Regions from separate parts of the Homo sapiens genome. Here region 1 is linked to region 2. The links are chromatin contacts, found by Hi-C or POLR2A ChIA-PET in ENCODE. All regions are on one chromosome and are shown on one strand. The core of a region is the stretch at or near the end of the contact, and the rest is flanking DNA. Distances in the headings are between cores, read along the strand shown. Region 1 holds the start of PLBD2 (phospholipase B domain containing 2). Region 2 overlaps TPCN1 (two pore segment channel 1).

Region 1 (3,383 bases), core at 565-3,064, 95 kb before region 2:
CCTCGCTCCTGCCCCTCCTCGCCTGAACAGTTCTGTCATGTCCTCTTGATTCTGCTATGCAGGGCCAAAAACATGAGTGAGTCAGCAAAGAACGGGTCACCAGATCCAAGAGTCCCGGCAGCCCCCGAGGCCAGCCACAAAGCTTCAGTTCCCTCCACAGATGCCAGCTCACTCTGTGGCCTCCTCTCTCTGGGAGCCTTCCCAGATTTACCCCAACCAGTGCCCCTGTGTCTGTGCAAATATCTCCCCCAAATCTCACGTCTACTTGATGTACCCCCCAAGTGCCACCAGAATGGGGGTGTCCTCGGCATCCTGTGTCTCCCTAACACCTGCAGAAGCCAATGGATGCCAGTAAAATGGATAGGGGCTAAAGTGGGAGGAGGCCCTTTCTGCTGCAGGGGGCAGTGTGGTCTGAGCACAGACCACATCCTGGGCACATCCTAGTGCTAGGGTTCCCTAGCATCATCTGGACACTAGGATATGACGGATGCACCCCGGGTTCCCTAGGATCCCCCAGCACAGCCTGATCCAGCGTCTGGGCCCTGCTGACAAGGCTTTGAAGCTGATCCTTCCCACTCCCACTGACTCTGATTTCTCTTCTATCGCTGTCTGTGTTTCCCACTGAGTAGAGACAGCTGCTCAGCTGTGTCCCTAAGGCCAACCATCAGGGTAATGAATAAATGAATGGGCACAAGCCCTTGTACAGAACTTGCAGCACATGACCACCCAACTAGAGCACATCCTCAAAATCTGGGCCACAGATGGGGAAACGGGAGCCCAGACAGGCGGAGGAGTTAGGTGAGACTCACACATCAGAATGACAGCCTGGGTTCCAGCAATAAAGATGGTGAGCATGGCTGCCAAACACGGCATCCAGCCAAGGACTTCCCCTTGGACCAGGACACAGAAGACAAGGGAGGAGCAGAGCCCTAGCAGGATACTAAATGGGTCTATGTGACTTTAGGGACCCTCTGCTTTTGGACTAGCCTGGAACCCAGGTTCAGTCCTGCTGACCTGGCACTGGAAGGGAGGCAGGGTGCTGGCACCCACGAGCAAGCCACAGCCAAGCAGGTAAGAATTAGTCTCCTGCTGAGTTCTCATCACCCCTCAGGCCTGGGGACAGGGGGCTGGCCTCCATGGGGTGAGGAGGCAAAGTCTAGGGAAGGGAGCAGGTCCCCGTGAGGATAGAATTTACCCACCAGCCATGGACCTGATCCAGATGCAGGCACTGCGGCCTCGGTGGTAGGGAACTGGCTTCTTGGGGACAGAAGTACTGTCACCACTGGCTGAAGGCAAGGGACTGGCCCCATGAGGTGAGGGATGCCGCAGTAGCCAGCTCCCAAACAGGGTACTTGGCCCGCAGGGCGGTGCTGCAGCCTCGGGAGTAGCTGACCCCCAGAGAAACGGGCGTTCCCACCCGGCAAGAGGCCGGTCCCGGGAACAGGCGAGGTCCGGCGCCCACGCATCCCCCTCCCCCGATGGCCCCGCGTGGGGATAAGCCAACCCTTACCCAGTCTCGCGGATGGCGTTGGTGAGGTTGGCCCAGGCCACGGCGTCAGGGTGGCGTCCGTCCACCATAAGCAGCTGGCCCGCCGAGACGTCCAGGAGCACCGAGCGGCTGCGGGAGGCTGGAGGGACCTGCCCATCGCGCGCCCAGCGGCCCCCCGGCGCTGGGATCGCCCCCGCCAGGCCGCTCAGGAACGGCCCGACCAGCAGGGCCAGCACCAGGGCCAGCGCCAGCGCCCGCGTCAGCGCCCGGGCCAGGTGGCTGCCGGGGTAGCAGTACATCTGGCCCACCATGACCGCACAATGCTGCGCCCCGCAGCCCGGGTCACGTGACTGCGCTCTGCCATGGGCGGGGCCGAGGGCGGGCGGGGCCGGGCTTGGGCTGAGCCTTTCCGGGATGGGAGGGGCTGGCGCGAGGGGAGGCCTACGGGGCGGGACCCACCTTAAAGAGCCCGGCCGCCCCTTCCACCTACGCAAACCCGGTTTAGCACACTTCCCCAAGTTTTTTTTTTTTTTTTTTTTTGAGACAAGACAAAACCTCCATATGTCGCCCAGACTGGAGTGCAGTGACGCGATCTCGGCTCATTGCCACCTCCGCCTCCCGGGTTCAAGCGATTCTCCTGCCTCATCCTCCTGAGTAGGTGGGATTACAGGCGCGCACCACCACGCCCAGCTGATTTATGTAATTTCAGTACAGACGGGGTTTCGCCATGTTGGCCAGGCTGGTCTTGAACTCCTGACCTCAGGTGATCCGCCTGCCTCAGCCTCCCAAAGTGCTGGGATTACAGGGGTGAGCCACCGCGCCCGGCCAGATTTATTTAATGGTATTTGCCATTTATTTAATACAGTTATCTAATGCAGTCTTTATTCCAACTTTTCCCATTGTCCCTCAAATACCCTTTTTACATGTGTGTGGGAAAAAGCTGTCTAACTACTACTCAAAACCTAGATGCCGTCGGGCGCGGTGGCTCACGCCTGTAATCCCAACACTCCAGGAGGCCAGGGCGGGCGAGTTCAGGAGTTCAAGACCAGCCTGGGCAACATGGTGAAACCCCCGTCTCTACTAAAAATACAAAAAAGTAGCCGGACGCAGTGAGGCGCGCCTATAGTCCCAGCTACTCGGGAGACTGAGGTAGGAAAATCACCTGAGCCCGGAAGGTCGAGGCTGCAGAGAGTCGAGATTGCACCACTGCACTCCAGCCTGAGCAACCAGAATGAGACCTTGTCTCAAAAGAAAAAAAAAAAAAAAAAAACCTAGATGCAATAAAAGATTAATGCATTTGACTGTATAAATTTTTTAACTTTTTCATGTCAAAAAACTCAATAAGCAAAGTCAAAAGACATCTGACAGACCAGGAGAAACTATTTGCAACATATATCATATATATACATTACATATATATATGTATATATATCTCAACATATATCATATAATATATCAGGAACTCTTAAAATTTGAGAGGGAAGGCCAGGTGAGTGGTTCATGCCTGTAATCACAGCACTTTGGGTGGCCAAGGTGGGAGGAATGCTTGAGCCCAGGAGTTTGAGACCAGCCTAGGAAACCTGGCAAGACTCTGTCTCTATAAAATATAAAAATTAGCTGAGCTTGGTGGTGCACACCTGTAGTCCTGTTGTGGGAAACTGAGGAACGGAGAGACCAATATGAGAGAACAGGAGGATGTTTATTTCAACGTACGCACTGGCTCAGTGGATTCACATCCAAAAAGCTGAGCCTAGAACAAAGATATTGTGGGGTTTTTATAAGCAAGCTTAGAAAGGTAAAACAAAAGTAGTTAATCATATAGTGCATAACTTGTGGCCTTGCATAGCTGGTGGCCTTGTAGCTGCATCAAAAGTAAAACAAGAACTGGCTAAAT
Region 2 (3,133 bases), core at 179-2,678:
ACAAATAATAATTGTATATGGGGTACAATGTGATATTTTGATATATTTATATGTTATGTAACAACTTTTTTTTTTCTTTTTTTTTGAGACAGAGTCTTGCTCTGTCACCCAGGCTGGAGTGCAGTGGTGCAATCTTGGCTCACTGCAACCTCCGCCTCCTGGGTTCAAGCAATTCTCTTGCCTCAGCCTCCCGGGTAGCTGGAATGACAGGCGTGCACCACCACACCTGGCTAATTTTTGTATTTTTAGTAGAGATGGTGTTTCACCATGTTGCCCAGGCTGGTCTCGAACTCCTGAGCTCAAGTGATCTGCCCACCTCAGCCTCCCAAAGTGCTGGGATTACAGGTGTGAGCCACCATGCTCGGCCCATTCTCACAAACTTATTCTGGGAAAGGCCCTGCCTGCAGTTTGCAGAGTGACTGTGAGTGAGTCACTTCCCTGAAGCTGGATAAACTGCTCGCCCCATTAGCAAAAAATCGAGACAAACCACAGACCCAGCAGCAAACCCGGCAGGGGCAGGCATGTCAAAGGGAGCAAACACCTTGGCAGTCAACAGAAGGTAAGTTGAACACAGTTCTGTGCTCTGTGCAGGGCTGTGGTTTTCACTACCACCTCCATGACCACAGCAGTGGGCAGGGGGCCACACACAGTGGCCTGGGGAGCTTCTGGTTTCAATAACCAAAAAAAAAAATGTATTTCTTGGGCAATTTCTTCCAACAAATAACCAGGAATGAAGGTCTCGCTAGAAGAACCACTGACATGGGGCTCAGATTTTAACTCTAGGACTTGGAGTTGTCCCAGAAGAGATGGGGGTAATGAGGTCTCCACCAACAGATGGAAATATCACCCATGGCACTGGATTCTGATGAAAACCCCAGAGAATATCGGCCCTGTTTCCTGGCTGATCATAAACTAGATTTGGAAAAATAAGGAAGGCCAGTTGTAGCGATTTCTAGGCCTTTGCTCTCCGCTCCCTGGGGTCCAAGTCCACACAGAAATGAGTACTGTTTCAAAGGCGTCAGGACTGCTGAGCACGTGGCTCCAGAGGATGAGTGAGTTAACAGGTAAAATGTGGGAAGAGGGGAAACTGCAGGCACCAGACACCCTCAAAGCAGCGAGGGCCAATTATCCATGCACACCAGCAACCTGGCTCACTGCAGGACCCGCAGCTTGGCTGCAAGCGTGAAAAGGCAGGCCATCTTGAGCCGGGCACAGAGGCTCATGCCTGTAATCCCAGCACTTTGGGAGGCTTAAGCAGGTGGATCACTTGAGGTCATAAATTTGAGACCAACCTGACCAACATGGTGAAACCCCATCTCTACTAAAAATACAAAAATTAGCCTGGTGTGGCGGCAGGTGCCTGTAATTCCAGCTACCTGGGTGGCTGAGGCAGGAGAATCACCTGAACCTGGGAGGAGGTTGCAGCGAGCCAAGGTCGCACCACTATACTCCAGCCCGGGCAACGGAGTGAGAGTCTGTCTCAAGAAAAACAGGCCATCTCATCCTCTAGAAACAGCCGTGAATGACTGTGAAATCCAAGTTTTTCTTTAATTTTTTTAAAAATAATGCATTTTTGGTAAAATAATTTAAACAATATAAATTTGTAAGGTAGTAAAAATTCCATCAGCCAGAGATAATCACCTTTAATATTTAAACAATTTTTGAGATATGTATGGATATCTGTACACATACATACCCACATGCACATGCTGCTGTATGACATCAATTTAAAATGATCATACAACACCAGCTGTTCCATAACTGCTTTTTCCCACAAGTACATGGCCCATTTTCAAGGAGATGCACAAGGTCAGTTCATAAGTGATGCAATAGCACACAGAATAAAAAACATCATCTGGAGGCTAAACAGTTTAAATGTGGAGCTCTGCAACTCCCTAGCTGGGTGGCCTTGGGCATCATTTGGCCCCTCTGAGTCTCAGTTGCCACATCTGTAAAGTGGGAGATGATCACTACAGCCTCAGAGGCTTGTTACAAAGATTAGCAGGTGCCCCCTTAAAGTTCCTATGTTCATTACCAATGTCCTCACCTGCTTAGGAAAGGAAGGAATGATCAGGATCCTTAGGGCTTCAACCATTCTGAGTCTGTGTTCTGACCTATCCCACGCTCTTATCCGGCCTCAGAGAAGGTGATGTGCATAAGATGTCCCTGCTAGATCATTAACAAGTATGCCTGCGCTTGGGACAATTTCCCTAAAACATTCTGTTGCCTTAATTTGAAACAAAACATGATCATTTAGGTGTATATGATGCTGCATGAACATATGAGAAACAGATGATTGAACAACCATCAAACAAATGTCTAAATTTCATTAAATCTTTTTTTTTTTTTTTTTTTAGACAGGGTCTCATTTTGTCACCCAGGCTGAAGTGCAGTGACACAAACACGGCTCACTGGAGCCTCAACTTCCCAGACTCAGGCGATCCCTTCACCTCAGTCTCACAAGTGGCTAGAACTAGAGGGTACACATGCTACGCCTGGCTAATTTTTGTATTTTTACCAGAGATGGGTTCTGCCATGTTGCCCAGGCTTGAATTTCACTAAATCCTTTTTAAATGACAAAACAAATACTTGCAGTGGAGAGCTGCTTCACATAAGAAAGATTAGGGAAAATTATGATTCGAATGCATTTAAGAAAAAGTCTATTTCCTCATCCAAGCTCTTACTCAATGCAAACCAGAAACTGAAATCTGATAGTGACAAGATTGGCAAGATTAAGGTTAAAATGTCACCGCCAGTGGGGCCCTCAGTAAAGAGGAAATACTTCCTGTGCAGAGGATTCCATGCTGAAACATCAAGGCCCTAAAAATTGTTGATTCCTTCTACCCGGTAATTCCATTTCTTAGAATTTCCATTTCTTTTACTTTCCTAGTAAAATAATCCTAGATGTAAGGGGGTGGGGGGTGCTACGTATAGATTGTCCTTGGACTATAATTTACAATAAGGGAAAATATTCAAGATTATCAGGTTAAGTAAATTAGAATAATTTACCTGATATAATTTAAAGCTATTTAAATAGCCAGGTGTGGTGGCTCATGCCTGTAACCCCAGCACTTTGGGAGGCTGAGGTCGGCGGATCACCTGAGGTCAAGAGTTTGAGATCAGCCTGGCCAAC

The links. A loop is a pair of places that touch in the nucleus more often than their neighbours do. ChIA-PET counts read pairs that join two places held with the same protein, here RNA polymerase II (POLR2A). Pooled maps may share reads with other maps.
Region 1: a pooled map shows a loop between it and region 2 (3-fold over the local background). The contact joins the promoter of PLBD2 here to the enhancer-like site in region 2. A Hi-C loop is called at or near these places in 7 of 50 pooled maps. POLR2A ChIA-PET finds 5 or more read pairs at or near these places in 4 of 52 experiments (AG04450, CD4-positive, alpha-beta T cell, T-cell and 1 more).

What each region holds. Positions count from the first base shown.
Region 1 is chr12:113,357,018-113,360,400 of GRCh38, reverse strand. PLBD2 (phospholipase B domain containing 2) reads right to left here and starts at 1,814. Exons shown (of 12, transcript NM_173542.4): 1 at 1,511-1,814. The coding sequence starts at 1,800. LOC105369989 (a long non-coding RNA gene) reads left to right here and starts at 891. Exons shown (of 3, transcript XR_945346.3): 1 at 891-1,071. RefSeq lists an enhancer at 556-1,055 and silencers at 1,391-1,450, 1,501-2,000.
Region 2 is chr12:113,261,631-113,264,763 of GRCh38, reverse strand. All of the region lies in intron 3 of TPCN1 (two pore segment channel 1), which reads right to left. Among named protein-coding and RNA genes, the nearest start is that of MIR6762, 28 kb to the left of the region's middle. RefSeq lists an enhancer at 2,639-2,818. Within about 2 kb of position 1,428, at least 2 of the 41 ENCODE cell types and tissues checked have a DNase peak (open chromatin) inside an H3K27ac peak, as active enhancers do.